2 separate regions of the Homo sapiens genome follow, and region 2 is linked to region 1. Evidence: read pairs that join two places in POLR2A ChIA-PET (ENCODE). Cell type or tissue: PC-9. All regions are shown on one strand. Each heading gives the region's core, and the rest is flanking DNA. Links, peaks and the distances in the headings are about the cores only. Region 1 has its middle 14 kb from the start of PPT1. Region 2 holds the start of TMCO2 (transmembrane and coiled-coil domains 2).

Region 1 (16,308 bases), core at 4,020-12,019:
ATCCCCTCATCCTGGAGTGTTCAAAAGCAGAGCCATCTTCTACCTTTATCTAAGACCCATCCATTCGATCATTTATTCTCTCAACAACTCTTGGTTGTGTGCTTCTGCTCTGAATTGTTTTAGTTGTCAGGAATATAGTATTAAATAAGACAAGTTCTTTATGTCACTTACAAAGCAGGTCATAAACAAATGGATATATAATATAATGTTAGGTGGAAAACGAAATGGTAAAGAGGATCAAGAGTGATAGGAGCATATACAACTGGCCCTCCATATCTGCAGGTTCTCTATCAGCAGATTCAACCAACCGGGTATGGAAAATATTTGGGGAAAAAAAGAGCGTGGTTTTGTCTGTACTGAATATGTATGGACTTTTTTTTCTTGTCATTACTCCCCAAGCAATATAGTATAACAACTATTTACACAGCATTTCCATTATATTAGGTATTATAAGAAATCTAGAAATGATTTAAAGCATATGGGAGGATGTGTATAGGTTACATGCAAATACTATGCCATTTTATGTGAGTGACTTCAGCTCCTTGGACTTTGGTATCAGAGGAGATCCTAGAACCAATTCCCCACGGATACTGAGGGATGACTATATATTGCTTGGGGAAAGCTCTAAGGAGGTGACCTTCGAACAGATATCAGAATGAAGTGAGGGTGAAAAACACGCAAATACTTGGAGGAAGAGCAGTTCAGGCAGAAGGAACAGCAGATGTCTTGAGGTGGGAGTCGACCTGGTGGCCTCATAGAAGCAGGAGGCCAGTGTGCTAGAGCTCAGTGAATGAGGGGTGGCCAGGTGAGGGATGCAACCAGAGACATAAGGCTGGGGGTGTGGATGTAGTTAAGGACTTAAGGGCCTTGGAGATCATCATAAAGATATTTGGTTTTCTTCTTCTTTTTTTTTAGAAGGAGTCTCACTCTGTCACCCAGGCTGGAGTGCAGTGGCATGATCTTGGCTCACTGCAACCTCCACCTCCTGGGTTCATGCGATTCTCCTGCCTCAGCCTCTCGAGTAGCTGGGATTACAGGCGCCTGCCTCCACGCCTGGCTAATTTTTGTATTTTTAGTATAGATGGAGTTTCACCATGTTGGCCAGGCTGGTCTCGAACTCCTGACCTCAGGTGATCTGCCTGCCTCAGCCTCCCAAAGTGCTGAAATTACAGGTGTGAGCCACCGCTATTGTTTTTAAAGTCATGGCGCCAGAGGACATTATCTAGGGAGTAAGTATAAACAGAGAAGAGACCGCAGGACTAAGGGGTGACACTCTACCTTTAGAGGTTAGGAACAGGAGAAACAAGTAGAGCAAGAAGACAGAATAATATTTCATTGTATGCATAGACCACATTTGTTAACCTATTCATTCTTCGATGAACACTTAGGTTGTTTCCACATTTTGGCTATTGTGAATAATACTGCTGTGAACATGGGTGTTCAAACATTTCTTCAAGACCCTGCTTTCAATTGTTTGAGTATATATCCAGAAATGGAAATGCGGATCATATAGTAATTCTATTTTTAATTTTCTGAGGAACCACCATACTGTTTTATCCAGCAGCTATACCATTTTACATCCTCACCAACAATGTACGAGGGTTACCGTTTATCCACATCCTCACCAACACTTATTTTCTGTGTTGTTTTAATAGTAGCCATCTGTGAAATAATAATAAATAAAAACCATTAAGAAATAAGAAATATGTCTCTGCCCCAGTTCATGAGACAGAGTTCCTAATACCCTTGCTGATAGGGGTGCTAGGAGAATCTTTTCTTCTAGTATTCGATCTTTGACCCAGTTCCTAACACAAATCTCCTTAGACTTTTGTAATTTTCAGAGTGATAGGAGTGTCTGACACAGAGTTCCTAAATTACTTGGAATTCCCTAGGGATAGGAGCATTTTTTGTTCTAATGAGGTGACTCTTGATAGACTTCTGGGTGAGTACTGGTCACCAGAAAGATCAAGATAAGATTAGAAGCTTTGAACTTTCAGTCCCATCAGCATACTTCTAGAAGAGGAGAGGTGTGGAGATTAAGTCAATAGTTGATCATGCCTACGTGATGAAGCCTCCATGAAAAATCCCTGAACTACGAGGTTCCAAGAGCTTCTGGATTGCTAACATGTATAAGTGCCTGGAAGGTGGCACATTAAGAGAGGACATGGAAGCTCCAAGCCCCTTCCCACAGCCTTGCCCTTTGCATCTCTTCCATCTGGCTGTTCATCTGTATACCTCATAACATTCCTCATAATAAACTAGTACATGTAAGTACAGCACTTTCTTGAGTTCTGTGAGCTGCTCTTGCAAATAATCAAACCCAAGGAGGGGATCAGGGGAATCCCCTTTTTATAGCCAGTACATCAGAAGTTCCGGAGGCCTAGACTTTTGACTGGCATCTGAAGCTGGGGGCAGTCTTGTGGGGCTGAGCCCTTAGCCTGTGGGATCTGACTCTAACTCCAGGGAGACAGTATCAGAATTTTTTTTTTTTTTGAGATGGAGTCTCTCTCTGTCACCCAGGTTGGAGTGCAATGGCGTGATCTCAGCTCACTGCAACCTCCGCCTCCTGGGTTCAAGCGATTCTCCTGCCTCAGCCTCCCGAGTAGCTGGGATTGCAGGCAGCTGCCACCACATCTGGCTAATTTTTGTATTTTTAGTAGAGACAGGGTTTCATCATGTTGGCCAGGCTGGTCTCAAACTTCTGACCTCAGGTGATCCACCCACCTCGGCCTCCCAAAGTGCTGGGATTACAGGCATGAGCCACCGCACCTGGCCAGTGTCAGAATTGAATTGAATTATAGGACAATCAGTTGGTGTCTACTGGAGAATTGATTTATGGGGGGTAGGAAAAAAGCAACCCAATCTGGTGTCAGAAGCATTTTGTGCTGCATTGAGTGTGAGATTAGGAAGAAAAGTTTGGTTTTTTCTATCTCAAACACCATCCTAATGGGTGTCAGGTGGTACCTCATTGTGGTTTTGATTTGCATTTCCCTAAGGATTAGTGATGTTGAGCATCTTTTAATCTACTTATCTGCCATTTGTATATCTTCTTTACAGAAATGTCTATTCAAGTCCTTTGCCCATTTTTGAATTGCTTTGTTTGCTTCTTTTGCTGAGTTTTAGAGATTCTCTATATATTCTGAATATTAATCCCTTACTAGATATATAATTTGCAAAAAAGGTCTCCCATTCTGTAAGTTGCCTTTTTTACTCTGTTAATAGTGTCATTTGCTGTGCAAAATATTTTAATTTTCATGAAATCCAATTTGTCTATATTTTATTTGGTTGCTTTTGTTTTTGGTGTCATATCCAAGAAATTATTGCCAAATCCAATGTTGTGAAGTTTTGTCCTATGTTTTCTTCTAAGAATTTTATAATTTAAGTATTACATTTAGGTCATAAATCCATTTTGAGTTAATTTTTGTATATAGTGTTAAATAAGGATCCAACTTCATTCTTTTGTGTGTGAATATTTAGTTTTCCTAAAACTATTTGTTGAAAAGACTGTCTTTTCCCCATTGAATGGTCTTGGCACCTTTGTAAAACAATTATTTGAACATATATGCAAGGATTTATTTCTAGATTTGCTATGCTATCCCATTGGTCTATATCAATCTTTTAAAAAACTAAATTATTATAAAATTTATGGAAATATCATAGTTGTACATATTTTATGTACATATACATATATAGTTGTACATATATCTATCTTTATGCCAGTACCACTACACTGTTTTAATTACTGTAGCTTTGTAGTCAGTTTTGAAATCAGGAACTGTGAGTCTTCCAGCTTTGTTCTTCCATTTCAGGATTGTCTTGGTTATCCAGGATCCTTTGAGATTCCATATGAGTTTTTTTATTTATGCAAAAAAGTCCTTGGGATTGTGATAGGAATTGCATTCAATCTGTTGATCTCTTTGGATAGTATTGACATCTTATAATATTAAATCTTTGGATTCATGAACATGGGATGTCTTTTCATTTATGTCTTCTTCAATTTTTTTCAGAAATGTTTTGTAGTTTTCATTGTCCAAGACTTTAATCTTCTTGGATAAATTAATTTCTACGTATTTTATTCTTTTTGATGCTATTGTAAATGGAATAGTTTTCTTAATTTTTTTCCAGATGGCTTATTGTTAGTGTATCAAAATGCAACTGATTTTTGTGTGCTAACTTTGTATCTCGCTACTTTGCTGAATTCATGTATTAGTTCTAACAGGTTTTTTTCTCGTTTAATCTTTTTTTGATGTTTAACATCAGAGGGTACATATACAGATTTGTTACAAAGACATTTTGCATGATTCTGAGGTTCGGAGTATGAATGAATCTGTCACCCAGATAGTGAGCATAGTACCCAATAGGTAGCTTTTCAACCCTTGCTCCACTCCCTCACTTCCTGCTCTTGTATTTCCCAATGTTTTGTGTTTCCCAGTGAACAGTATTTCCCATTGTTCCCATCTTTATGTCCAAGTTTACCCAATGTTTAGTTCCCACTTATAAGTGAAAACATGAGATATTTGGTTTTCTGTTTCTGCATTAGTTTGCTTAGGATAATGGCCTCCAACCACATCCGCGTTGCTGCAAAAGACATGATTTTATTCTTTTTAATGGCTGTACAGTATTCCATAGCATATATGTACCACATTTTTTAAATCCAATCCACATTGATAGGCACTTGGGTTGATTCAATGTCTTTGCTATTGTGAACAGCACTGTAATGAACATAGAGGTGCATGTGTCTTTTTGGTAGAATTATTTATTTTCCTTTGGGCACCTACCCAGTAATGGAATTGCTGGGTTGAATGGTAGTTCAAATATTAGTTCATTAAGAAATCTCCAGGCTGGGCATGCTGGCTTATGCCAGGATAATCCCAGCACTTTGGGAGGCCAAGGTGGTTGGATCACTTGAGGTCAGGAGTTTGAGACCAGCCTGGCCAACATGGCAAAACCCTGTCTCTACTAAAAATACAAAAATTAGCCAGGCATGGTGGTGTGCACTTGTAGTCCCAGTTACTCTGGAGGCTGAGGCATGAGAATCGCTTGAACCCAGGAGATGGAGGTTGCACTGAGCCAAGATTGCACCCCTGTACTCCAGCCTGGGCAGCAGAGCAAGACTGTCTCAAAAAAAAAAAAAAAAAAAAAAAAAAGAAATCTCCAAACAGCTCTCCACGGTGGCTGAGCTAATTTACATTCCCACCAACAGTGTATAAGTGTTCCCTTTTCTTTGCAGCCTCACCAACATCTATTATTTTTCGACTTTTTAACAAAAGCCATTCTGACTAGTTGAGATGGTATTTCATTGTGGTTTTGATTGACATTTCTCTGATGGTTAGTGATGATGAGCATTTTTTCATATGTTCATTGGCCATTTGTAAGTCTTTTTTTGAGAAGTCTGTTCATGTCCTTTGCCTACTTTTTAATGGAGTTATTTGTTTTTGCTTATTGATTTAAGTTCCTTATACATTTTAGATAGTAGACCTTTGTTGAATTCATGGTTTGTGAATATTTTCTCCCATTCTGTAGGTTGTCTGTTTACTCCTTTGATAGTTTCTCTTGCTATGCAGAAGCTCTTTCGTTGAATTAGGTCCCACTTGTCAATTTTTGCTCTTGTTGCAATTGCTTTTGAGAACTTAGCCATAAATTATTTGCCAAGGCCAATATCAAGAAGGGTATTTCCTAGGTTTTCTTCCAGGATTTTTATAGTTTTAGGTTTTACATTTAAGTCCTTAATCCATCTTGAGTTAATTTTTATATATGGTGATAGGTAGGGGTTCGATTTCCTTCTTCTGCATACAGATAGCCAGTTATCCCAACACCATTTATTAAATAGGGAGTCTTTTCCCCATTGCTTTTTTTGTTAGATAGGGTCTCACTCTGTCACCCACACTGCAGTGCAGTGGCATGATCACAGCTCACTGCAGCCTCTACCTCCTGAGCTCAAGCAATTCTTCACCTCAGCCTCCTGGGTGGCTGGGACTACAGGTGTGTGCCACCATGCCTGGGTAATGTTTGTATTTTTTCTAGAGTTGGGGTTTCACCATGTTGCCCAGGCTGGTCGTGAACTCCTGGGCTCAAGAAATTCTCCTTGCCTCAGTCTCTTCAAGTGCTGGGATTATGGGCTTGAGACACTGCGCTGGGCCTCATTGCTTATTTTTGTCGATTTTGTCCAAGATCAGATAGTTGTACATGTGTGGTTTAATTTTTGAGTTCTCTATTCTGTTTCCTTGGTTTATGTGACTGTATTTGTACCCATACCATGCTATCTTGGTTACTCTAGCCTTGTAGCATAAGTTCGAAGTTGTCTAATGAGATGTCTCTGACGTTTTTATTTTTGCTAAGGATTGCTCTGGTGATTCTGGCTCTTTTTCGATTCCTCATGCATTTTAGAAGTTTTTTTCCAATTCTGTGAGAAATGATGTTGGTGGTTTGATAGGAATAGTATTGAACTTGTAGATTGCTTTGGGCAGTATTGCCATTTTAATGATGTCGATTCTTCCAGTTCATGAGCAGGAATATTTTCCCATTTATATGTATCATATCTAATCTCTTTCAGCAGTGTTTTGTAGTTCTCCTTGTAGAGATCTTTCACCTCCTTGGTTAGGTATATTCCTAGGTATTTTATTCTTTTTGTGGCTATTATAAATGGGACTGTGTTCTTGATTTGGCTCTCAGCTTGAATGTTATTGGTGTATATATATGCTACTGATTTTTGTGCCCTGAAACTTTACTGAAGTCGTTTATCAGTTCTAGGGGTCATTTGGCAGAGTCTTTAAGGTTTTCAAGGCATAGAATCATATCGTCAGTGAAGAGATAGTTTGACTTCTTCTTTCCCTATTTTGGTGCCTTTTATTTCTTTCTCTTACCTGATTGCTTTTCCTAGGACTTCCAGTACTACGTTCTGGAAGATATCCTTGTCTTCCAGGACATAGTGGACATCCTTTGGACATCCTTGCCTTGTTCCAGTTCTCAAGGGGAATACTTCAGCTTTTGCTGGCTCAGTATGATGTTAGCTGTGGGTTTGTCATGGATGGCTCTTACTATTTTGACATATGTTCCTTTGATGCCTAGTTTGGTGAGAATTTTATCATGAATAGATGTTAGATTTCATCAGAAATTTTCCTGCATCTATTGAGATGATTGCATGCTTTTTGTTTTTAATTCTGTTTATGTGGTGAACCACATTCATTGATTTGCATATGTTGAACCAACCTTGCATCCCAGAAATGAAGTCTACTTGATCACAGTGGATTAACTTTTTGATGTGCTGCTGGATTTGGTTTGTCAATATTTTGTTGAGGATTTTTGCCTCTATGTTCATCAGGGATATTGGCCTGAAATTTATTTTTTTCTTTCTTCCTTTCTTTTTTTCTTTTTTTTTGAGACAGAGTTTCATCCTTGTTGCCCAGGTTGGAGTGCAATGGCACAATCTTGGCTCACTGCAACCTCTGCTTCCTGGGTTCAAGCGATTCTCCTGCCTCAGCCTCCTGAGTAACTGGGATTATAAGCATACATCATCACATCCTGAAAATTTTTGTATTTCTAGTAGAGACAGGGCTTCATCATGTTGGCCAGGCTGCTCTTGAATTCCTGTCCTCAGGTGATCCACTCGCCTTGGCCTCCCCAACTGCTGGGATTACAGGCATGAGCCACCGTGCCCAGCCATTTTGTTTTTTTTGTTCTTTTTCACTATGTCTCTGTCAGAGTTTGGTATCAGGATGATACTGACTTCATAGAATGAGTTAGGGAGGAGTCTCTCCTCCTCAACTTTTTGGAATCGTTTCAGTAGGATTAGTACCAGCTCTTCTTCGTGCATCTGGTAGAATTTGGCTGTCAATCCATCTGGTCCAGGGCTTTTCTTGTTGTTGTTGAAGTTTTGCTCTTGTCTCCCAGGCTAGAGTGCAGTGGCACAATCTTGGCTTACTGCAACCTCCGCCTCCCAGGTTCAAGTGATTCTCCTGCCTCAGCCTCCCAAGTAGCTGGGATTACAGGTGCCTGCCACCATGGCTGGCTAATTTTTGTATTTTTAGTAGAGACGGGGTTTTGTCATGTTGGCCAGGCTGGTCTCGAACTCCTGACCTCAGCCTCAGCCTCCCAAAGTGCTGGGATTACAGGCATAAGCCACCATGCCTGGCCCCGGGGCTTTTTTTGATTGGTAGGTTTTATGTTACTGATTTAATTTCAGAACTCCTTATTGGTCTGTTCAGGTTCTCAGTTTCTTCCTGGTTCAGTCTTGGGAGGTGTATGTTTCTAGGAATTTATCCATTTCCTCTAGAGTTCTTTAGTTATGTGCATAGAGGTGTTCATAATAGTTTCTAAAGATCTTTTGTATTTCTGTGGGATTAGTTTTATTGTCATCTTTGTTATTTCTGATTGTGCTTATTTGGATCTTCTTTCTTTTTTCTTTGTTAATCTAGCAAGTGGTGCATTACATTGATCTAGTTTCATATGTTGAACCATCCTTGCATTCTAGGAATAAATCCTACTTGGTCATGATGTATAATGTTTTTAATATGCTGCTGAATTTGGTTTGCTAGTATTTTGTTGAGGAGTTTTGCATCAATGTTCTTTAAAAAACATTGTTCTGTAGCTTTCTTTTTTTAATCTAGCTTCTAAAATTAGGGTAATTCTGGCCTCATAGAGTGAGTTAGGAAGTGTTCCCTCCTCTTCCAGGTTTTGGAAAAGTTTGAGAAGGATTGGTGTTTGTTCTTTAAATATTAGGTAGAGTTCACTGGTAAAGCCATCATGTCCAGGGATTTTCTTTGTTAGGAGACAATGTCAGGAGTTTTTTTTTTTTTAGACAGAGTCTTGCTCTGTCACCCAAGCTCTGGAGTGCAGTGGTGTGATCTTGGCTCACTGCAACCTCCACCTCCTAGGTTCAAATGATTCTCCTACCTCAGCCACCTAAGTAGCTGGGATGACTGGCATGCACCAACACACCTGGCTAATTTTTTTATATTTTTAGTAGAGATGGGGTTTCACCATGTTGGCCAGGCTGGTCCCGAACTCCTGACCTTGTGATCCACCTACCTTGGCCTCCCAAAGTGCTAGGATTACAGGCTTGAGCCACTGCGCCCAGCCAAGATTTTTTATTACTGATTCCACCTCTTTATTAGTTACGGCTCTGTTCAGATTTTTTTTTTTTTGAGACAAAGTCCCATTCTGTCCCCCAGGCCAGAGTGCAGTGGCATGATTATAGCTCACTCACTGCAGCCTCAAAGTCCGGGGCTCAAACGATCCTCCTGCCTTAGCCTTCTGAGTAGCTGGGACTACAGGCATGTACCACCATGTCCAGCTAATTTTTATTTTTTCATAGAGACAGGACCTCACTATGTTGCCCAAGATGGTGATTTGCATTTTTTAAACTTTAGCCTGTCTAGTGCCTATGCCCAACTTTCTTCCTGTGCTAGAGGCTACAGAGCTTCAGCCTGGGCTTCTTCAGTAGCTGCAGATGGGTAGACTGCAGGCTCCCTAGATCCTCCTTCCATGTTTTCCTCAGACTAGATTCTGGAACTGCTGTCCTTTGAAGGATTTGTGTATTTGCAATGTCTACCTTTGGTGATCATTCAATTATTAAATAGGAACTTGTCGGGCACTAACCTTGTGCGAGATCCTCTGAACACCAAGTGAATTAGACCTAGCCTCTGCTTTTGAGAACTTGCTAGTCTAAAGGTGAGACAACGAGGTAAATAGATGGGTGCAGATACTCTGAATAAGTTGAGGACAGAGTGGGTAAGAGAGAACACAGGAGTAGGTATCTAGGAAAGAAATCACGCTTGAGATGAGGATTAGAGGACATGGGCAGTTCTTTTCAGAATCAACAAATTTTAAACAATCAAAAGTGAGATTTAAGTTAACTATCAGGTAATTTATTCAAGCGTTACATTAAAAACAATTTAAGAAACCAATTGGTACAAATGGGTTTTTATTCTTCCACCTTTATAAAGGTATCTGGTACTGGTAACTTTTGCTCTAACGCTGAAGTGTGAGAACGTCTCTCTAAAGAAGTAGTGGTTTGCCTGGGGGAGGACTCCTTGAGAGAACATTTAGCTTGAGAGAAAGTAGATCAGACTTGCATAAAAAGAAGGATGGGACAAAAAAAAAAGTGGCAGCTTCACTCAGGAGTAATTCATGTAATGCACTTCACCGTCATGATGGAGTCAGTTTTGGGGTCATCAGACTGCCTGACTACTCCCCACCCATGCATTCTACAAAGAAGCCTCCCTGATCATGTGGTTCTCCTGCTCGCATAGAGCCCATGATTAAGGAATAGGCCTAGAGGAAAAATACACATGTAGAAGAAATTCATGCCATCTCTCTGTATAGGAATCTGAGTGGGCAGCCAAACATTCAAAGAGAAACAAACAAACAAACAAACAAAAACAAAATAGGTTCCCTAAAAAGCAATAAGACTTATCATCATTAAAAATAGATGTTTGGCTGGTCATGGCAGCTCACGCCTGTAATCCCAGCACTTTGGGAGGCCAAGGTGGGCGGATAACCTGAGGTGAGGAATTCGAGACCAGCCTGATCAATATGATGAAACCCTGTCTCTACTAAAAATACAAAAATTAGCCGGCGTGATGGCATGCACCAGTAATCCCAGCTACTCGGGAGGCTGAGGCAGGAGAATCGGTTGAACTCGGGAGGCGGAGGTTGCAGTGAGCCGAGATCACACTATAACACTCCAGCCTGGGAAACAAGAGCAAAACTCCATCTAAAAAAAAAAATACAACAAATGTCTTCAAAATTGGCTGGGCGAGGTGGCTCATGCCTGTAATCCCAGCACTTTGGGAGGCCAAGGTGGGTGGATCACCTGAGGTCAGGAGTTCAAGACCAGCCTGGCCAACATGGTGAAACTCTGTTTCTACTAAAAATACAAAAAATTAGCCGGGCATGGTGGTGGACTCCTGTAATCCCAGCTACTCAGGAGGCTGAGGCAGGAGAATCGCTTGAACCCGGGAGGCAGAGGTTGCAGTGAGCTGAGATTGCGCCACTGCACTCTAGTCTGGGCAACAAGAGCAAAATTCCGTCTCGAAAAAAAAAAAGTCTTCAAAATTGTAAGGGAAAAAGAATAGCACCCTAGAATTCTTGCAGAGAAACAGAGCCAGACACTTGTTAAAGGTAGTAAAGACAAATATTCAGTGCTATTGTAATAGGGAAGAGAGGTTCAGTAAAACTGAGCTCAATCTTAATGCAGCAAATACAGCTAAGGATTCATAGCCAACAGGTAGATTGGATGAGTCAGGGGATAGAAATTTATTAAGAGGAGACATCAAGGGTAGGGAGGTTCTTGGTAAACCGGCCTAACGGGATTCTTGCTAGAGGCAGGCAAAGAACTTAGATATCAATGGAGGGGAATGAGGATCATGATCAAATATCGTTGGCGATCAGATTTCAAGGATGAGGGGATTCTCTCTAAACTGACTTAGCAAGGTTGCTCTAAAACTGGGTAATGCAGGCTGAGGACAGACCCAAAGATTAGGGCCTGCCTTCAGTTGAAAAGAAGGCTCAGAGGAGCCTGTCTAAAGTTTGGTCAAAGAGAGAGTCTTTGTCAGAATTTGATACGTATCCACACATACTGCCAAACAATATAAAGGCAGAGTAAGGAATATGTCAGAACTCAGAATGTTTAGTGCTACACACTCTATGTGGAAAATCACCTAAAGATAGACTTTAGCAAAATGGAAATGGAATCTAACAAAGAGGACCCTATGGGATATAAGTAATAGAGGTATATGACCCGGCAAAGTGAAGAAAAGTTGGGGGGAAGACATAAAAGACCTATTAGTTTTTTTTTTTTTTTTTTGAGACAGAGTCTCACTCTGTCGCTCAGGCTGGAGTGCAGTGGCTCAATCTCAGCTCACTGCAACCTGGGCCTCCTGGGTTCAAGAGATTCTCCTGCCTCAGCCTCCTGTGTAGCTGGGATTATAGGTGTGCATCACCATGACTGGCTAATTTTTGTATTTTTAGTAGAGACGGGGTTTCACTATGTTGGCCAGGCTGGTCTCGAACTCCTGAACTCAGGTGATCCGCCCACCTCGGTCTCCCAAAGTGCTGGGATTATAGGCATGAGCCACCGTGCCCGGCAATCCATTAGATCTTGATGTGTGGAAGACTCCCTTTTGAGTTACAAAGTCTTAGTGACACAGTAATATATTTCCATCACTAAGGGTTTAATCATATCTCTTGGCTCTAGAGCAAATATACAGAGGATTATAATATGGTAAATTCTGGGTTTGAGTTTTTAGTTTTTTGTCCATCTATATACAAATCACAAAATATTTTTATTCCCAGAAAATAATATAAACATTACACTTTTTTCCCCCACCGAGATGGAGTCTTGCTCTGTGGCCCAGGCTGGAACACAGTGGCAGGATCTTGGCTCACTGCAACCTCCGCCTCCCAGCTTCAAGCAATTTTCCCTTCTCAGCCTCCTGAGTATCTGTGATTACAGGCATGTGCCATCACACCCAGCTAATTTTTGTATTATTAGTAGAGACAGGGTTTCACCACATTGGCCAGGCTGGTCTCGGACTCCTGACCTCAAGAGATCCACCTGTCTTGGCCTCCCAAAGTGCTGGGATTACAGGCGTGAGCCACCACACCCAGCCAATATTACACATTTTTATTATATTAACAAAAATTTAGAGATGGAAAGGAGAGGTGGAAAGAAAGGCAAGTTTTCTCATTTCTGTGTCTTTCATTATGGGGAGATATAGTTTAAAGGTGGTAAATCAATAAATAATTAAATTAATTGAATCAAATTAAAATAATTATATTAATGATAAATATTAGGAAAACTAAAAAGCAGAAATTGTTAACAGAATTGCCTCTAGGGTGTAAGACTTAAGAAATGTGTAGAAAAACAACACAAAAATAAAATAAATGTGGAGGAAAAGAGACTTTATTTTCTCTTTTGTGCCCTTCATAAAATGTAAATATTGCATGTGTGTATGTACATACCTGGTAAAAATTTTCAAAAACTTGAAAAGTTGTCTTAATGCTGTGAAAAAAAAATAATATTCTTTTCCATTGGGCAAGAAAATAGATGAAAGCGGCCAGGCCTGGTGGCTCATGCCTATAATCCCAGCACTTTGGGAGGCCAAGGCAGGTGGATCGTCTGAGGTCAGGAGTTTGAGACCAGCCTGGCCAACATAGTGAAACCCCATCTCTACTAAAAATACAAAAATTAGCTGGGCGTGGTGGTGTGCACCTGCAGTCCCAGCTACTCAGGAGGCTGAGGCAGGAGAATCTCTTGAACCCAGGAGGTGGAGGTTGCAGTGAGCCGAGATTGAGCCACTGCACTCCAGCCTGGGTGACAGAGTGAGACTCTGTCTCAAAAATTTAAAAAAATAAATAAATAAAAAAGAAAGAAAGAAAAGATATATAAAAGCATTTTCTCAAAAGTTTTTACTATAGATGGCATGTCTAATATAACTTACTCACTTTTATGATCAGTTCTGTAGCCCTGAACAGTTAACAAACCAAGAAATCTTAATGTTGCTTTTTATCCACTGCTGCCACAAGGTAACAGCATCATAGTCTTTTTTCATGGCCCAGATAATAAAAGTAGGTTGTTTGGCAGTCCAAAAGTATTTACTCTTAATATATCTAGTCACTTGGTGAAATTTCTGCTCATTTTATTGAAAAGCCAGTAAGTCTCTAGATCTTGCTTATTCATAAGTATGCTTTTTAATAGCAAGCAACTTTATTCTCATGTCAAAAAAGAAAATTGAAACCGATGAGCATTCAGATACTTCTCTATGTTCCCATTGTTCCTTGAATTATAGTCTATTCAGGGAACTGATATGCATCTTATTAACTCTCAGTACTAGTTAGGTTGAAATTCAGGCTTTGCAATTTCTCACTTCTTATTACTAAAATTAATAAGCTTCAGTGGCTGCTTACTAAAATAACAGTCAAGAATTGACTTACACTGAGAGAACTTATTTGTCTCCCACTAAATGGTTCCTCTTTAAACCAAATCCAGAGGAAGTAGGAACTCTGTAGGTATTTTTCTACATGGATACTTTTAACTATTTGATTTGAAAATGTTGTGGGGCTCTGGGAGGTCAATGGAAGACATGGAACAGAACTTCAGCTTTGTGGGGTGGGTTGCATTTGTTTAATACAGATAAAGATGGCAAGCCTGTTCCAGATGGTAAAATGATTTGGGCAAAGGAACAGCAGCAGGAATTTTCAGGGAATACTGTTTATATTAATATATTAATTGTGTTATTATTAAATGTGGGAAGTAGGTTTGGGAAGATAGTTTGGATTCTCATTTTGAATACAAAAGCTTGAACTACATCCTGAAGACTAGGGAGAAGTGTTGAAGGTTTGCTCTACGCTTTATTTTAAGAAAAATCAACTTATTGTTCTTGTGAAAATAATATGTTTTCACTGCAAATCATCTAAGCAATGCAAAAGAAAAAGAAAAAACCCCCTGAAATCTCATTATTTGACAATTATACCTCAATAAAGCTGGGGGGAAATATTTTTTTAAAAAAACAACTCCTAAGTCCAACCATCTAAAAATAGTCACTATTAACATTTGATTAACATCATTCTAAATATCTTTTTATGCTTTTATATGGATAGAATGATAGATAAATAGGTATATAGACATAGGTACTTTAAAAAATTGTATCATAAGGTGTGTTATTAAAAAATAAAAAGTATTAAATTCAAGTTTACTTGAATTTAACAGAATTGAGTTAAAGTTAATTGAATTCTGTTAATCCTGAATTCTAATTTAAGTTAATTGAGTTAAAGATTCAAAAATTCAAGTTTACTTGAATTAAATAAACTTAAAGGAATAAAAAGGAAAAAAGGAACAAGTATAAAAAGAAATTTTAAAATCTGGACTTCAAATAAGGGTTAGGAAAAGTGACTTTGACATTATGTTGTTTTGTTTATTTGAAGTTTATTTAATTTTATTTAATTTAAATTTAATTTTATGAGACAGGGTCGTGCTCTGTCATCCAGACAGCAATGCAGTGGCATTGCAGCCTTGAACTCCTCCCACCTCAGCCTCCCAAGTAGCTGGGACCACAGGTATGCGCCACTACACCCAGCTAATTTTTTAGGAATGGGGTCTTGCAATATTGCCCATGCTGGTCTTGAACTCCTGAGCTCAAGCAAATCCTCCTGCTACAGCTTCCCTAGTTGCTGGGATTACAGGCATGGGCAACTGCCCAGGTCTGGTTTTTTAAGAATACGTTTTAAATTAGAATCTATTGTAAGCCCAAGGAGAGTGCACTCGTACTATACTATCTTCCATTACCTCCCTCCACAGGGCCCAATATTTCTTAGTCATACTATTTTACATTGTTAATTCATATAATATGTACATGGTATAAAGCAATGATTCACACAGGTATTCAGTATTAATTCTGTATTTAAACAGATTCAATGATCATCACAAATCCTTTTCCCAAGACTTCTTAATTATTGAAGTCTTAATTTTGCCCTATTTCTTAATTGGCTGAATTTCACTTTCAAGCATTTTCTCAAGAAGAATTTGAAAGAGCTTTTTTTTTTTTTTTGAGATGGAATTTCACTCTCGTTGCCCAGGCTGGAGTGCAATGGTGTGATCTTGGCTCACCACAACCTCCGCCTCCCGGGTTCAAGCGATTATCCTGCTCAGCCTCCTGAGTATCTGGGATCACAGGCATGTGTCACCATGCCCGGTTAATTTTGTATTTTTAGTAGAGATGGGGTTTCTCCATGTTGGTCAGGCTGGTCTCAAACTCCCAACCTCAGGCAATCTGCCTGCCTCGTCCTCCCAAAGTCCTGGGATTACAGGCGTGAGCCACCATGCCTGGCCAGAGAGAGCTCTTTCCTATGCATTCTTTTGTATTTGTGGGAATCTGCCTAGTATCTTTATTTCCAAATGACATCTTGGCTGGGTATAATATTCTTGGATCATACTTTTGTTCTTTCAGAATTCCGTAGCCAGTGCTCCATTGGCTTCTGTCTCTGGAATGTTGCTGTTGAGAAATGTAAGGATAGCCTGAGTTTTTTTCCTTGTAGGCATTCTACTTTTTCTGCCTGGTTATCTGAAGTTCAATAAGTTAATTACAATATTTTTCAGGACAGAATATTCTGTATCAAAGTGCTTTCTGTCTTGACCTTTCAAGCTGTAGATTAGTACTTCATTTTGGGGCAAACTTTTGTTTTTATATTTTTGAATACTTCTGTTCCATTTAATGAGTTCTCAATTTCAGGGACACCAATAACTTCTGTCTTCCATATCTATAGATTTCTATCTGATTGTTTTAATATCTTTGTGTTTTCATCTACCAT
Region 2 (16,308 bases), core at 5,517-13,516, 140 kb before region 1:
TGCAGTGTTTGATAAATAATAAGCAAATATTTAATAGTAAAAGTGGAAGTGGTGATAAGTGCTATGAAGAAAAAGCAGCAAAAAGGCAATACAGCATGTTGGTGTGAGGGATGCTGCTTTACATAAGTTGGTCAAGGAAGCCTTCTCAGATTAACTGGCATTTGAGTCCCCCAAAAAAAGTAAGAGAACAAGCTGTGTGGATATCTGAGGAAATTGCCAGTCAGAGTGAAGAGCAAGTGCAAAGGCCCTGAGATTGGCCAATGCTTATCATATCTGAGGAATGGCAAGAGGCTGTGGAAAGAGTAAGGAAGAGGGGGAGTGCAGATCCATGCCATCATGCAGTCTTTTAGTTAAAAGACTTTTACTTAGAATGAAAGAATAAGCCATTGCAGGATTTTGAGCAGAGCATTGCAGAGTTTTGAGCAGACAATCCTTCTCATTACAACGTGGAGAATAAATTTAATGGGGAATGGAAGGAGGGAGTGCAGTTAGGAGGCCATTTCAAGAATCCAGGTGATTTAGCAGTTGCCAAGGATATCAGAAAAAAAGAAAAAAGAATCCAGGTGAGAGATGGTAGTGCAGACTAATGTGGTGGCAGTGGAGAACTAGTGAATTATGGAAAGTGAATAATCACTTGTTTCTCTTTTCAGAAAGACAGTACTAATAGAAGGGCTGGCCTGTGTGGAGTCTAAAAATGGGAACCTCAAAACAGGCTGTTGGCAGGATTTTGCTAAAGGAGAAAGACTGGCAGGGTGTGCTGGCTCACACCTGTAATCTCAGTTCTTTGGGAGGCCAAGGTGGGATAATTGCTTGAGTGCAGGAGTTCGAGACCAGCCTAGGCAACACAGTGAGACTTCATCTCTATAAAAATAAATAAAATGACTGAATTTGAAAGATAAAGATTATTATCCCTAGAGTGATAGACATTGCTGTAGGGTAGTCCATCTACCCTGTCTAACCTAAATCATAGAGTTGCTCTCAAGCTTTTTCCCTATCTTGCCTTGATTCTCTGCTTACCAAGCATTCAAGGTCCCTTAATTGAAACTCTGGCCATAAGTGCTCTGGCCTCAAGAAAAGAATGATCCCCCTTGGCTGGGCGCAGTGGCTTACGCCCGTAATCCTAGCATTTTGGGAGGCCGAGGTGGGTGGATCACTTGAGGCCAGGAGTTTGAAACCAGCCTGGCCAACATGGCGAAACCCCATCTCTACTAAAAATACAAAAAAAAAAACAAAAGACAAAAAACCAGGCATGGTGGTGGACGCGTATAATCTGGAGGCTGAGGCAGGAGAATCGCTTGAACCCGGAAGGCGGAGGTTGCAGTGAGCGGAGATCACACCACTGCACTCCAGCCTGGGTACCCTTACAAGAGCAGCTGTTATTTCTTTTGCATCTAGCTCATTCTACTTTCTAGCTCATACGTTCTGTCTCTCATATAGGCTACTAATTCTGTGTTACTCCCTGTTAAAAAAGAACAAAAACAAAAACCCTGTAATGGTCCATTTATGATAGTATAAAGCCCAACCTATATATGGTATATATGGTATGACCTTCGAGGTCCTTCATTACCTGACATCAGTCTACTCTTCAAAACTCTTCTTTTTTGGCCGGGCGCGGTGGCTCACGGCTGTAATTCCAGCACTTTGGGAGGCCGAGGCGGGTGGATCATGAGGTCAGGAGATCGAGACCATCCTGGCTAACACGGTGAAACCCTGTCTCTACTAAAAATACAAAAAATTAGCCAGGCGTGGTGGCGGGTGCCTGTAGTCCCAGCTACTTGGGAGGCTGAGGCAGGAGAATGGCATGAACCCGGGAGGCTGAAGTTGCAGCGAGACAAGATTGCGCCACTGCACTCCAGCCTGGGTAACAGAGCGAGACTCCGTCTCAAAAAATATACATATATATATATCCTTCTGGGCCGGGCGCAGTGGCTCATGCCTGTAATCCCAGCACTCCGGCAGCCCAAGGCGGGTGGATCACCTGAGGTCCGGAGTTCCAGACCAGCCGGGCCAACATGGTGAAACCCCATCTCTACTAAAAATACAAAAAGTTAGCCAGGCATGGTGGCGGGCGCCTATAATCCCACCTACTCGGGAGGCTGAGGCAGCACAATCGCTTGAACCTGGGAGGCAGAGGTTGCGGTGAGCTGAGATCGCGCCACTGCACTCCAGCCTGGGCAACAAGAGCGAAACTCTGTCTCAAAAAGTAATAAAAATAAAAATATACTTCCATGATGATCCCGCTCAGGAATATTATCTTCCATTTCTTTGTCTGCCTATGTAATCATTTATGGGACACCTCGATGTCACTTCCTTTGCAAAGCCTTTCCTGGCCCCACCCTGTATTCACCCACCTGTTTTTGCATTTAGTACACGATACAGTGAAGTCTCATCCAGGGGTGGCATTTTAACTCCAGTGGATCAGGCAGAAATTACAAATGGTCAAGATTACCCTTCCCTTAGGAAGATGCCCCTTTGGAGACTGCTATTTTTTTTTTTAAAGACAGGGTCTCACTCTGCCATCCAGGCTGCTTGCTGCAGCAATCTCCTAGGCTCAAGTGACCCTCCTGCTTCAGCCCCCTGAGTATCTGGGACTGCAGGTGTGCACCACCACACCCAGCTAATTTTTTTATTTTTTGTAGAGATAAGGTCTCACTATGTTGCCCAGGTGGGTCTCGAACTCCTGAACTCAAGCAATCCTCCTGCCTTGGCCCCCCAAAGTGCTGGGATTACAGGCGTGAGCCACTGCACCCAGCCTTACATTGTGTCTTGTTGAGCAGCATAGCCAGTTTTTCTCCAGGAAGGCAACAAATCACTTTATCTGCATACCAGATGAAATGTTTTTTTTCTGTAGACCTCCTCTGTGGGTATGAAATATTTCATTTAGGTGCCAGATAGTTACACAGTGTTTCAGATGACCATGATCTCATTTATTGGGGCAAAAATGCACACACTATAAGGTTGGTGGAATCTGAGGCCTGCTGAGAGAACCATTTTTTGCCACCTCCCAGGCGGGCCATCTCTCTCTCTCAGGGTACATACTCATTGAGTGGAATCTCTACATTCTTCCCTCCCTGCCAAGGAGAATTCTCTTCAGTTCAAGATGTTATGGCCAGGTGCAGTGGCTCATGCCTGTAATCCCCGCACTTGGTTATGCCAGGGTGGGTGGATTACTTGAGGCCAGGAGTTCAAGACCAGCCTGGCCAACATGGTGAAACCCTGTCTCTACTAACAATGCAAAAATTAGCAAGGCGTGGTGATGCACACCTGTAATCCCAGCTACTTGGGAGGCTGAGGCAGTAGAATCACTTGAACCCAGGAGGCGGAGGTTGCAGTGAGAAGAGATCCTGCCACTGTATTCCAGCCTGGGTTACAAAGCGAGACTCTGACTCAAAAAAAAAAAAAAAAAAAAAAAAAGTTATGACCCCACTGTATTATAATTCCCTGATCTGAAATTACTTGTCCATCCAGCCAAACTGAATGCTCCTGAAGCACTCAGGAAAGATGCCTAGGGATTATCACAATGCTTAGCATAGAGTAGGTATCAGTAAAAGTTGGATAAAATTAGTCTCCTTTATGTCAGTCTGTATCTACTCCCACCCTTGCCCACTTTTGAGTAATTAATGCAGGAGACCCCTGGACTGCATATATACCTTTAGGCCAAAGACCAGCACAGGGGTCAGCCTACCTCTAAAGGACAGTCCACTGCAGGGCCCTCAAACAGCACTTTCCTACTTTTTATTATATTTAGTCTAACCTCGTCAGCATGGACCTCAAGGCCATGTACCTGACCACCCTCCCTTCTCTTCCTACAGCCTTAGATTCCAGCCCAGCTATCCTCTCCCATCTATGGCAGCTTATGGTCTCCAGCCTGCTGAGTGTACACCACAATCCTAGAGACATTTTTAACTACCACTATACCCCACTATACCCCACCATCCATACAAGTAGAAGCTCAGCCCTACTAAATAGAGAGCTAGTCTTTGCACGGTAATTTCAATAGCGTTCTCTATCTTTATTGATACACCACTGCACACATGAGGGAAACAGTGCTTTCCTGGAAAAGATTGGAGTCCATCACATTTCAAATGGGGGAAGTAAACCCTGATGTGGACAAGGGACTCTGGCAGTCAGAGCAGCTGCAGTAGGGCTCAGAGGAGCAATCCCTCTTCGTGGCAGGTTTTTGAGCAACGATTATCCCTTCTAGGTTCTTCATTTTGTTTTCCACTGTCTTAAGTTTTTTCAAAATTTTCTCTTGCAGACCCAAGGACAGGAAAAGATTATTATTGTCTTGAATTCGGAGACCACTTCCTTCTGGGTTGGCTAGCAAAGCCTCAAAAATATGTGAGCCCTTCTTGTAAAGTTTGTAGAGTGTGATTACAAACAACAATGTTTTCTAAAATGGAACAACAGAAGTTGAGTGTTAGTTGCTACAGTTTACTATCTATAAGAGAAAAACAAAACAAAAACCTAATAGTAACAATAATTCCTCATTCCAATAACAAGTCTCCCATTTAGCAAATTTTTTTTTTTTTTTTTTTTGAGATGGAGTTTCACTCTGTCACCCAGGCTGGAGTGCTGTGGCGCAATCTCAGCTTACTACAAGCTCCGCCTCCCAGGTTCACGCCATTCTCCTGCCTCAGCCTCCTGAGTAGTTGGGACTACAGGCGCCCACCACCACGCCCGGCTAATTTTTTGTATTTTTAATAGAGACGAGGTTTCACCGTGTTAGCCAGGATGTTCTCAATCTCCTGACCTCGTGATCCGCCCATCGTGGCCTCCCAAAATGCTGGGATTACAGGCGTAAGCCACCATGCCCGGCCTTAGCAAAATATTTTCACACCTATTTCATCTTTTGATTTTCACTGCAAACTGGAGAGGTAGGCAGGTCAGGCAGGATTATTATTTGCATTTAATCAAGATTGTAATAATAGATAACCATTTTCTGAATGTCTGGAAGTAACTTTGCCTTTGCATGATCTATTTATGCAGAAAAAACACAACTGGATAACTATATACCTTCTAGTTTGAACTCTGTCATTGTCCAAGGTTATATATTGGAAGTGGCAGAGCCAGGACAGGAATCCAGAAATTCACACTTCCAAGTACACTTTAGGACATAGTAGTCTGAAAAACTGGATTTCTTGGTCATGGAAAAGGTTTTTAAAATATACTAGGAGAGATCTGGGTACAATGGCACACACATATAGTCCCAGCTACTAGGGAGGGTAAGGTGGGAGGATCACCTGAGCCCAGGAGTAGTGTGCTATGATGGCACCTGTGAATGGCTACTGCACTTCAGCCTGGGCAAGATAGCCAGACCCTGTCTCTTAAAAAAATTAATGTATATATATATATATTTTATTTATATAAAATAAATTATAGGTGTGGACCACTGCATCCAGCACTTTGAGAGGCTGAGATGGGAGGATTGCATGAGGCCAGGAGTTAAAGACCAGCCTGAGCAACATAGTGAACGTAGCGAGACCCTGTCTCTACAAAAAAATTTTTAAAATTAGCCAAGCCTGGTGGTGCATGCCTATGGTTCCAACTGCTCAGGAGGCTGAGGCAGGAGGATCACCTGAGATCAGGAATTTGAGGCTGCAGTGAGCTATGATGACACCACTGCACTCCAGCCTGGGCGACAGAGCAAGACACTGTCTCTAAAACATAAAAAAAAAATAAAAAATAAAAATAAAGCATATGCTGGGCACGGTGGCTCATGCCTGTAATCCCAGCACTTTGGGAGGCCAAGGTGGGCGGATCACCTGAGGTCAGGAGTTCGAGACCAGCCTGGCCAACATGGTGAAACCCTGTCTCTACTTAAAATACAAAACATTAGCTGGGTGTGGTGGTATGCGCCTGTAATCCCAGCTACTCGGGAGGGTGAGGCAGGAGAATTGCTTGAACCTGGGAGGCAGAGGTTGCAGTGAGCCGAAATTGCACCATTGCACTCCAGACTAGGGGACAAGAGCAAGACTTCATCTCAAAATAAATAAATAAATAACAAAAGAATATGTATAGTAGGACAGATTCTTGCTAGGATAAGAAAAAAAATCATCTTGTTCCTTATTATAACAACTAGCACCACTTTTTTTTTTTTTGAGACACAGTCTTTGTCGCCCAGGCTGGAGTGCAGTGGCACGATCTTGGCTCACTGCAACCTCCACCTCCCGGGTTCAAGCAATTCTTCTGCCTCAGCCTCCTGAGTAGCTGGGACTACAGGCGCGTGCCACCACCACACCCGGCTAATTTTTGTATTTTAAGTAGAGATGGGGTTTCACTGTAGCACCACTTATTGAATATATGTGCTAAGATTTACACATACAATATCTTCTTTAATCCTCACAATACACATATATATGCGCATGCGCGTACACACACACACACACACACACACACACACACACACACACACACACATTCCTGTTCAAGATTTAGGTCAGTTGGTTTGCATTAAATGAGATTTTGGAGAAGAACTGAATTTCAAATCCTAAAAATTCGATTCAAACTCCAATTTTGCCAGCTCTTACAAACTATGTGAACTTGGGTGGGTAGCAATCAAGTTCTCTCATCTACAAAATGGAGCAAATAATCTCTCCCTGACTGTTATGCAGGATTGTGATGGTTTAAAATAGAAAGGCCCCGTGACCATGATTACTAAACAATAGTGACATATGAAAATAAGTGAATGCTAAAAAATGATCCAATAACAACTTCTCTCTGCATTTATCAAGTAAACTTGTCACTCTAAGAAAGCCGTTTTAAAAGCCTGTCACCTTAAGTTTCCACTGAACCTCAGTGCACCTCAGTTTCTTCACTTGTCATGTGAAAATAATCTCCATCCATTTCATGGAATTTTTGAGATTCTCAAAGCATTCAACTATATTGTATGTCAACTATTATTATTGGTGACTACACAGAAGTATGTAAAATCCTGTCTCTCACAATCCCAGCCAGTTAAATTCCTACTCCCCAAAGAGCTCCTATATACTTATGGAGCCTTATCTTGTCAAAACACAATAATGAACACATTGTGATGACTTAATACATATGCCTCCTTATCAGTTACAGAACAATGGCATAGTAAGAAAGGCCATACTCATGATCCTAGCTACTTTGGTGCCTATTGTATAAACATAGTAGCACTCAAAGATGAATAAGTGATCAAAAATTTTTGAGGGTAAGGCTGTCTTTTCAGGTTACCAACATGTTTGGTCTATTTTATTACAGAAGACAAGCCAAAGACCATTGTGAGAAAAGCATTTTTATGCCCAAAGCCTAATTGGTGGAGATTTTCAAGGATAACCTAGTTTTTGCCAACTTAAGAGACAAAGGTTCGCCTTTGCACATCTGCATGATCTTAAAACTGGTGGCAGCAATATGGGAGAGAACTAATCAAATTTCAATTTATAACTATATAAATGTTTGTAACAAAAGAGTATAACCTGAATTGACTGAATACTTCGTTTCCATAAGGCATATATTCCTATTCCCAATAAAATCAAGAAAGAAATCCTCAAGATGATTTGCACAGCTGGAGCAAGATTATCTAATAGTCCCAAACTTGTTTGCTGAGGTGCACTAGTCTCTCCCAAAAAACTTGCTTGTATCCAATTCCATACTGTGCTGAGAGAGAGAGACTCTAAGAGGTTGTCCCAGCTAGAAGATGAAGATGTTGACATTTTAATAAGCAGCAGCTCTAGGAACTACATGTGCAGAAGCTTCAGGAATCTAAATATGAGTTAGGGGGAGTAGTCTGGAGGCCTAGGTATTCCAGAGCCATTGTGAGCTGTGCTTTGTGATGTCACTGTTCCAAAGGTCAGCTTGCTTCCCACTCACCCAACCAATGAATCTTACTCAAAACCAACCAGGCACCGGCCTGGGTTTTCAGTTCATTCATATTGCTTTGTCTGATCTTTGGCTAGTTCTGGCTCTAGCATAGTGCTGTCCAGTACAACTTTTTGCAATAATGAAAATGTTCTTTATCTGCCATGTCCAATATGGTAACCACTAGTTACCTGAAATGTGAATAGTGCAGCAGAGATTGCATTTTACATTTTAACTAAATTTGGCTGGGCATGGTGGCTCACGCCTGTAATCCCAGCACTTTGGGAGGCTGAGGCAGGTGGATCACTTGAGCCCAGGAGTTCGAGACCAGCCTGGCCAACATGGTGAAATCTTGTCTCTACTAAAAATACAAAAATTAGCCTGACGTGGTGGTGCACACCTGTAGTCCCAGCTACTTGGGAGGCTGAAGCAGGAGAATCACTTGAACCTGGGAGGCAGAGGTTGCAGTGAGCTGATGTTGTGCTCCAGCCTTGGTGACAGAACGAGACTCCATCTAAAAAAAAAAAAAAAAAAGTTAAATAGCCACCTGTGGCTAGTGGCTTCTCTCTTGGTTAGTGTAGATCTACATTTCCAACAATTCAAATGGACAGCAGCTGTTGCAGCTGTTTTCACATAATAAAAAAAACTGAGTTGTATTGAGGTTGAATGGAAATGTGAGGAGATGGGATTTTTTATTTTTATTTTTTTGAGCTGGCGTGTCACTCTGTCGCCCAGGCTGGAGTGCAGTGGTGCGATCTCAGCTCACTGCAACCTATGCCTCCTAGGTTCAAGCGATTCTCCTGCCTCAGCCTCCTGAGTAGCTGGGATTACAGGCGCCCGCCACCACGCCTGGCTAATTTTTTGTATTTTTAGTAGAGATGGGGTTTCACCATTTTGGCCAGGCTGGTCTAGAATGCCTGACCTCAAGTGATCCACCTGCCCTGGCCTCCCAAAGTGCAGAGATTACAGGCATGAGCCACTGCACCCAGCAAGGAGGTAGGATATAAACAGGGCTTTTTTTTTTTTTTTTTTTTTTTTTTTTTTTTTTTTTTGAGGCGGGGTTTTGGTCTCGCCCTGTCTCCCAGGCTGGAGTGCAGTGGCGCAATCTTGGCTCACTGCAACCTCTGCCTCTGGGGTTCAAGCGATTCTCCTGGCTCAGCCTCCTGAGTAGCTGGGATTACAGGCATGTGCCACCACGCCTGGCTAATTTTTTTATTTTTAGTAGAGACGGGGCTTTACCATGTTGGTTAGGCTGGTCTCGAACTCCTGACCTCGTGATCCACCCGCCTAGGCCTCCCAAAGTGCTGGGATTACAGGCGTGAACCACCACACTCGGCCTTCAGTTTACCTTTAATAGTGGCATCCACCCACTCATCTGTCAGTCACTTCCACTCAGTAGTCTTCCATATCATGCCCTATTAGGACTTACTGACTTAGGCAATGCCTACTTTCAAGCCTTTGGTAAATTCTTTTTTTTTTTTTTTTTGAGACAGGGTCTCGCTCTGTTGCCCAGGCTGGAGTGCAGTGGTGCGATCTCAGCTCATTGCAACCTCTGCCTCCTGGGTTCAAGCGATTCTCCTGCCTCAGCCTCCTGAGTGGCTGGGACTACAGGCACGTGCCACGCCTGGCTGATCTCTGCATTTTTAGTAGAAATGGGGTTTCACCATATTGGCCAGATTGGTCTCGAACTCCTGATCTCAGGTGATCCTCCTACCTTGCCCTCCTAAAGTGCTGGGATTACAGGCATGAGAAATAGCACCCAGTCCGCCTTTGAAAAATTCTTATAGGTTCTTCATTGTCTTTCAAACAAAATCCAAAATCTGTAACATGGCTAACAGGGCACTAAAATGCCTGGTCCCTGCTTACCTACCAAGTCTTCTCTTCCTCTGCCATTTGTTCTTTCAACTCCAGCTATAGTAGTCTTATCAATGTCACCAACACACCAAGCTGTTGAACCACAAAGCTTTGGCACATAATTGGATTACTCTTGTTCTTTGCCTAGCTTCCCCCTCCTCCCCCAGCTTGGAGGTCAATGCCTATTCACAGGTGCGATTATTGCACAGTACAGCCTCTAACTCCTGGGCTCAAGTGATCCTCCTACCTCAGCCTCCCGAGTAGCTGGGACTACAGATTATTGCCTGGCTAACTTCTATTGATTCTTTAGGTTTCAGTTTAAACATTATCCTCAATGAAGCTTTTGCTGTCCTTTTTTGGTCCCCTTCTCATAAGCCCCTCCACCCCCCCTGTTTAAAAGCACTTTTACTTTATTATTTGTACTGTTTTAATGTCTGTCTTCCCTACTGGATTATTTTTTTTGTTGGGGGTGGGGAGGTTGGGGGCACAGGGTCTCACTCTGTTGCCCAGGCTGGAGTGCAGTGGCCTGATCTTGGCTCACCGCAACCTGTGCCTCCTGGGTTCAAGCGGTTCTCCTGCCTCAGCCTCCCTAGTATCTGGGATTACAGGCGCATGCACCACTACAGCGCGGCTAATTTTTGTATTTTTAGTAGAGACAGGGTTTCACCATGTTAGCCAGGCTGGTCTCAAACTCCTGACCTCAAATATCCTCCTGCCTGTGCCTCCCAAAGTGCTGGGATTACAGGCATGAGTCACCGCACCCAGTCCCTTACTGGATTCTTAAATCTCTATGATGCAGGAAATGAGTCTTGTTCAACACCTACCACCCAGGGGCTAGCAGATGGTATATGCTTTGTAAATATTTGGCTTCTTAACCATTTAGATAGCTTTCCTACGCCTCTGGTCTTTTTTTTCAGGTTATACCTGTCAAATACATGCTGACAGATTTTTAAATCTCTTGCCTATCCTGGTTACCTTCCCCAGAGTGAATCAAACCTCCAAATGCAGTCTGTCACAGAAGCCACTCCTGCAGGAGTAGACCAAGAAGGTCACAGAGGGATAGGCCACTCTCTCTAGACACAGTTCTATATAATAGGGTATAAAATCAGTAGTATAAAGCCAGGAGGTATCACAGTTTACCTTGGGGTAGGAGGTGAGGAGGAGCAACTTTTCTGAGTTTTAGAAGTTTCTGGCCGGGTGCAGCGGTTCATGCCCGCAATTCCAGCACTTTGGGAGGCTGGGGTGGGAAGATTGCTTGGGCTCAGGAGTTCAAGATCAGCCTGGGCAACCTAATGAGACCTCGCCTCAAAAAATAACAAAAATGAGTAAGTTTCTTTCAGAAAAGAAAACTTGCCTTTTTCGTAGGTTACATGTTATTCACAGAAAAAAATATGCACGTTTCCCATCTCTATACTCAAATGAAGAAATGTCAGCACCATATGACTGTGGAGTTTGAGTTGAATAACCTGGCTTTCACCTACACTTCAAATTGTATTTCCCACTATTCACCTTCACAAACAACACTCACATTACAGAACTGTGGTATTTTTGGTACTTCAAATACCACCTGCAACTTTCCATCTGTTATTCCTTTACACTAAATGTCCCTCTCTGACATTCTTCTAGTCAGAAGAGATTGGAAACTGGGCTCCACCTCTATTTGTGCCAGCCAGGCAAGACACTTCATCTCGTTCTTTGTCAAATATAGTAACAGCACCTACTTCATAGGATTATGAAAATTCAACAACATAATTTTATGTAAAATGCTAAAAAGCACAATTACCCTGAATTCTCACAGTACTTTCCACTTCCAGGCCAGTGCTTCTAGAACTTTTCTGTGCCTAAGAATCACCTGGAGATCTTACTAACACGCACATTTTGGTCCAGTAGGTCTGGAGTAGGGCCTGAATTTATGCATTTTTATTAATAACAATCTCCTAGGTGACACCTATACTGCTGGCCCACTACCACACTTTAAGTAACAATGTTCTGAGATACTCCAGCCCTCCCTTCACCTTGTGAAAGCTTCTTGATGGCCCTGACAACTTTTTTTTTTTTTTGTCTCCCATTGCATCTGGAATTGTATCTCTTTAAATGTGTGTATTTAAATATTTGGTGAATGATTATGTCTTAGGCAGTTCAGCTCAGTAGGCCTTTTGGGACTGAGAAAGGATAGATTGAGAATGGAATACCCTGAGGAAGGCTAATAAAAAACTTTCTCCTCCACAGTTCCTTACCCTATTTCACACATGGGCTCATGAAAATGGGGAAAACACTGAAGCAAGAGAATTCTGGGTAAAGGCAAGAATAGAAGTGTCTGGAAGTCTTCATTCCTACTCACCATTTTGGAGGCACTCTTGAATTGAAAAAGCTTTGAAAACAAAGTCAGTGCTTTCAGGTCTGTGCCAGGGTTGGGACAAATTCCAGAGATATCAAGTTAAAATGATTACTACAAGCTAAAAAAATAACCCTTTGCCCTGTATTATCGTATAGTCACTCATGCTGGTTTAAACAGGAAAGTCTTTTTTTTTTTTTTTTTTTGAAATGGAGTCTTGCTTTGTTGACCAGGCTGGAGTGCAATGGTGCAATCTCAGCTCACTCCAACTTCCACCTTCAGGGTCCAACAGCGATTCTCCTGCCTCAGCCTCCTGAGTAGCTGGGATTACAGGCATCTGCCACCACACCCAGCTAATTTTTGTATTTTTAGTAGAGACGGGGTTTCTCCATGTTGGTCAGCCTGGTCTCAAACTCCTGACCTCAGGTTACCTACCCGCCTCAGCCTCCCAAAGTGCCAGGATTACAGGTGCGAGCCATCGCGCCCAGCCAAAAGTCTTTAATAAAGATCAAATGATGCAAGCTGCTCTAACTGGGATAGACAGTGATCTTGGGATCAACTACTTAGGCTTATACTTGAATTATTTTACTTTTTTTGAGACAAGTCTCGCTCTGTCACCTGGGCTGGAGTGCAATGCCGCGATCTCGGCTCACTGCAACATCCGCCTCACGGGTTCAAGCGATTCTCCTGCCTCAGCCTCCCAAGTAGCTGAGACTACAGGCGTGTGCCATCATGCCCAGCTAATTTTTTGTATTTTTAGTAGAGACGGGGTTTCCCCGTCTTAGCCAGGATGGTCTTGATCTCCTGACCTCATGATCCGCCCACCTCAGCCTCCCAAAGTGCTGGGATTACAGGCATGAGCCACCGCGCCCGGCCTAATTGGGTTCTTAAAATCTAGGTTTAGTTCCACTGTGAATGGCCTCACTTGGTCCTTCCAGGGGCTACAAGTTCTGTGTGGTTGAATGGATATAGTTCAGTCTTAGTAGCTTTCTCTTACTCTGGACTAACCATCTCTCTCGTATGAGGAATTTTTACTAGGCCTACAGGTGCTTCTCATGCTCATATCACAAAAAGGGACCTTTCACCTCTACCTCCTCCCTTCGTAAGTGAGGAAATTAAAGCCACTGAAGAAATTAGCTTGATTCCAAAGAAACAATACTGGTCTCAGTCTCTAAGATCCTTGTTTCTGCCACTTCTTTCAACAGAGTCTTACTCAGATCACTTGGATTTCTCAGAATCCTCTGTTACCTACTGGGATCTGAGACAATAAACGACTTGGTTATGGGAGTGCTTTAGACTCAGGGTGAGGTGACAGAATGAAATTCCTGAAGAGCTGACAAAACAAGAAAATAAGGTTTAAGAGTCAGAGAAAAGGTCTTGAAATTCTAACCACAATAGACTGGGTGTGGTGGCTCACGCCTGTAATCCCAGCACTTTGGGAGGCCGAGGAGGGTGGATCACGAGGTCAGGAGTTCAAGACCAGCCTGGCCAAGATGGTGAAACCCTGTCTCTACTAAAAATACAAAAAATTAGCCGGGCGTGGTGGCACAAGCCTGTAATCCCAGCTACTCTGGAGGCTGAGGCAGAGAACTGCTTAAACCTGGAGGGGCGGAGGTTGCAGTGAGTCGAGATCGCGCCACTGCACTCCAGCCTGAGCGACAAAGCAAGACTCCGTTGAAAAAAAAAAAAAATCTAACCACAAGGATGAGAAAGAGATGTTAGTTGTCTGAGTCACTTCATTACTAGCTAATGAAAGTAGTTGAAAACTTCACAAGCAACAGGAAATGAAGCTGCTGTATTAAAAGGATATACTGCTATCCTCATTAGACAGACATCCCACAGTCCAATGAAACTCAACACATCTAAAAGCCAAACTCACCTTGGTTTCCATTATCTTCCCAAATATTCATTCCTTCTTTGTATACCTACTTAAAATGGTTGCATCAGTACCAAATCTTTTCCTTCACTCTCCAAGCCCCCAAAATCCTGTCTCCTTAAATACTTCATCTACTCTGCCTTCTGCTGCAATTGTCAGTAAATACACTCACCAAGCTTGCCTCAATTACTTCAAGTATACTGTTTCCAATTTCAGCTTCTCAAATCAAGTGAGCACTCCACACTTCAACTGATATATGCCTATAGACTCAAATCCAAACTCCTTAGTCTTCATGATTTAGTTCCTGCTATCTCTACAATGATGTCACTCTCTTGTTCCCCTTTTATTGCCAGCATATCAAATTATTTGTAGTTTCCTAGAAACATGCCCTCTGAATTTGCTACGTCCTTCATGTTCTAGGTTGGCATATCCTCTCCTTTCTACTCGGCCAACATCTGGACATCCTCTGGGAGCTATCTTGACTCCCGCAGCTAATTAATCTCAGAATTATCTTTCCACAAAAACAAAAATTTTAAGATAAAAAGAACCTTGTTCTGGGATGGGCACGGTGGCTCATGCCTGTAATCCCAGCACTTTGGGAGGCCGGGGCAGGAGAATAACTTGAACCTGGGAGGAGGAGGTTGCAGTGAGTCGAGACTGCACCATTGCACTCCAGCTTGGGCAACAAGAACGAAACTCTGTCTTAAAAAAAAAAAAAAAAAAAAGAACCTTGTTCTGAATGATTTAGCTAATAATAAATAAAAAAATTACTGGGGTAAAATGTGAATGGCATATTTCAGAAAATACAAGTGCAATTTCAGTTTACATGTGGCATGAAAGCTCATTATGAGTAAACAACGAATGGGTGAAAAATTGTAATTTATTGAAACTCAACTCAAAAAATATAAGATGCTGTAGTGTACAATATATTACACAAAGCACCCTCAGGTGCACATTCAAGTCAAGTAAGAACTCCATATCCCTTTCCCTAGCCCTCCCACCCTGGGACCTTAGTATTTGTTCCATATACAATCATGCACACTTAATTTGAAAAAGGAAGCCCCAGTATATTTTGATGTATTAATTAGCACCAAACAAGTGTACAGTTCCATTTTTTTAATAAACAAACAAACAAAAATAAACCCAATCATTAAACCAACTGGAGAGCTAATGGACTCAGCCAATACTGCTGACATAGATATTATACATTCATGTAAATACACAGCCTATTCTACCCTAAACAACGGTGTGGCTGCTTCTCAGCCTTTGTTCGAGTTGGCAAATGTCCCCATGTTGCAGTGTTGGAGCCAGTCTGTTACTAAAACAAAATTGCTACTTATGAACTTCCTACACAAAGCTCATCTGTCTTTTTTGTTGGAAATAAGTCTAAAATTGGTGTGGAAAACTTAGATCTTTCAAGAACCACCACTGGCCGAAGATAATGAAGCTGTTTTAAGGCAAGCTCTCCACAGTCTGTTAATGCTTTGTCCAATACAACCCTCAGGTTTTCCAAGGAAGGAACTGTTGTTGTTTCAGCTACTATTAAAGGTGGGATTGCAGTCAGGTTCTCATGAATTGTAGAGTCACTGGAAGAATGAGGTATGTCAACTTCAGGTTCACTGTCATTCACCATATTATTTGCCACAACATTCCCTGTTAAATCATTACTGGACTGTGAAGAATTACTTAATGTTAAGTGCTCTGAAGGCTCCCAATCATCAAAATCATCTTCTTTCTCTTCACTTTCCTGAATAAATTTCAGAAATGAAGATTCAAATCCCATAGGTTTGTAAGTCTTCAAATCAAATGACCGGGGCTGTGAATGTTTCCTAAAATTCTCTTTTGGGACATGGGTTGGATTTTTTACAGTGTTTTCTTGCCCTGAACTATGCTGCCTAGTTTCTGATTCTTTGATCCTTGGTAAAGGCAGCTGGAAACTTGTGAAATAAGTCCCACTTTCAGTCCCATTGGGATTAGGTATGGAATTTTCTATTTTACAAGGAGGAGGAGGCTGAACTATATTACACTGTTCTAGGGAAGTGGTTTTGGAACTATGATTACATTTCAAAGTTCCCCTGTAGAGCAGAGTATCTGCATCAAATACTGAGCTGCTTTCTATGCACCCTTTCTGACCTCCATCCCTTTCACTTGAATGACAGCAATCAGTGTTCTGGATGGGTGCACTACTGTCACCCGGGGAATGGCTGTGTTCTGTGCGCTCTGATTCACAGCTTCTATTTTCTTCTTTCTTTATACAGGGATCTGCTTCAGAAGGGGGTTCCTCCTTAATTTTGGTACCGTACTTAACGCAAACAACAAGATTCTCCATCTGTTGCTCTAAATAGGCACTACTCATCTGATGAGTGCGTTTGTAATGCCTCACAATGCTGCTCTCCAACTTCACCACAGATAAGCA

The links. ChIA-PET counts read pairs that join two places held together with the same protein. Peaks named below come from ENCODE experiments on the same cell type or tissue, not always from the same donor. Only the 100,000 strongest peaks of a DNase experiment are listed, where the experiment ranks them.
Region 2: POLR2A ChIA-PET joins it to region 1 with 18 read pairs; 5 of 35 experiments call an interaction of 5 or more read pairs at or near these places.

What each region holds. Positions count from the first base shown.
Region 1 is chr1:40,102,731-40,119,038 of GRCh38, reverse strand. No RefSeq gene overlaps it. Among named protein-coding and RNA genes, the nearest start is that of PPT1, 14 kb to the right of the region's middle. In PC-9, for the core only: no CTCF peak of the experiment used is centred there; a DNase peak (open chromatin) is centred at 11,268; H3K4me3 peaks cover 481 bases; H3K27ac peaks cover 2,723 bases.
Region 2 is chr1:40,239,368-40,255,675 of GRCh38, reverse strand. It overlaps TMCO2 (transmembrane and coiled-coil domains 2), which reads right to left and starts at 7,739. Exons shown (of 2, transcript NM_001008740.4): 1 at 7,446-7,739; 2 at 3,992-4,393. The coding sequence starts at 7,682. The coding sequence ends at 4,082. RLF (RLF zinc finger) reads right to left here. Exons shown (of 8, transcript NM_012421.4): 8 at 14,755-16,308. The coding sequence ends at 15,229. RefSeq lists an enhancer at 13,820-13,869. In PC-9, for the core only: no CTCF peak of the experiment used is centred there; a DNase peak (open chromatin) is centred at 13,275; H3K27ac peaks cover 676 bases.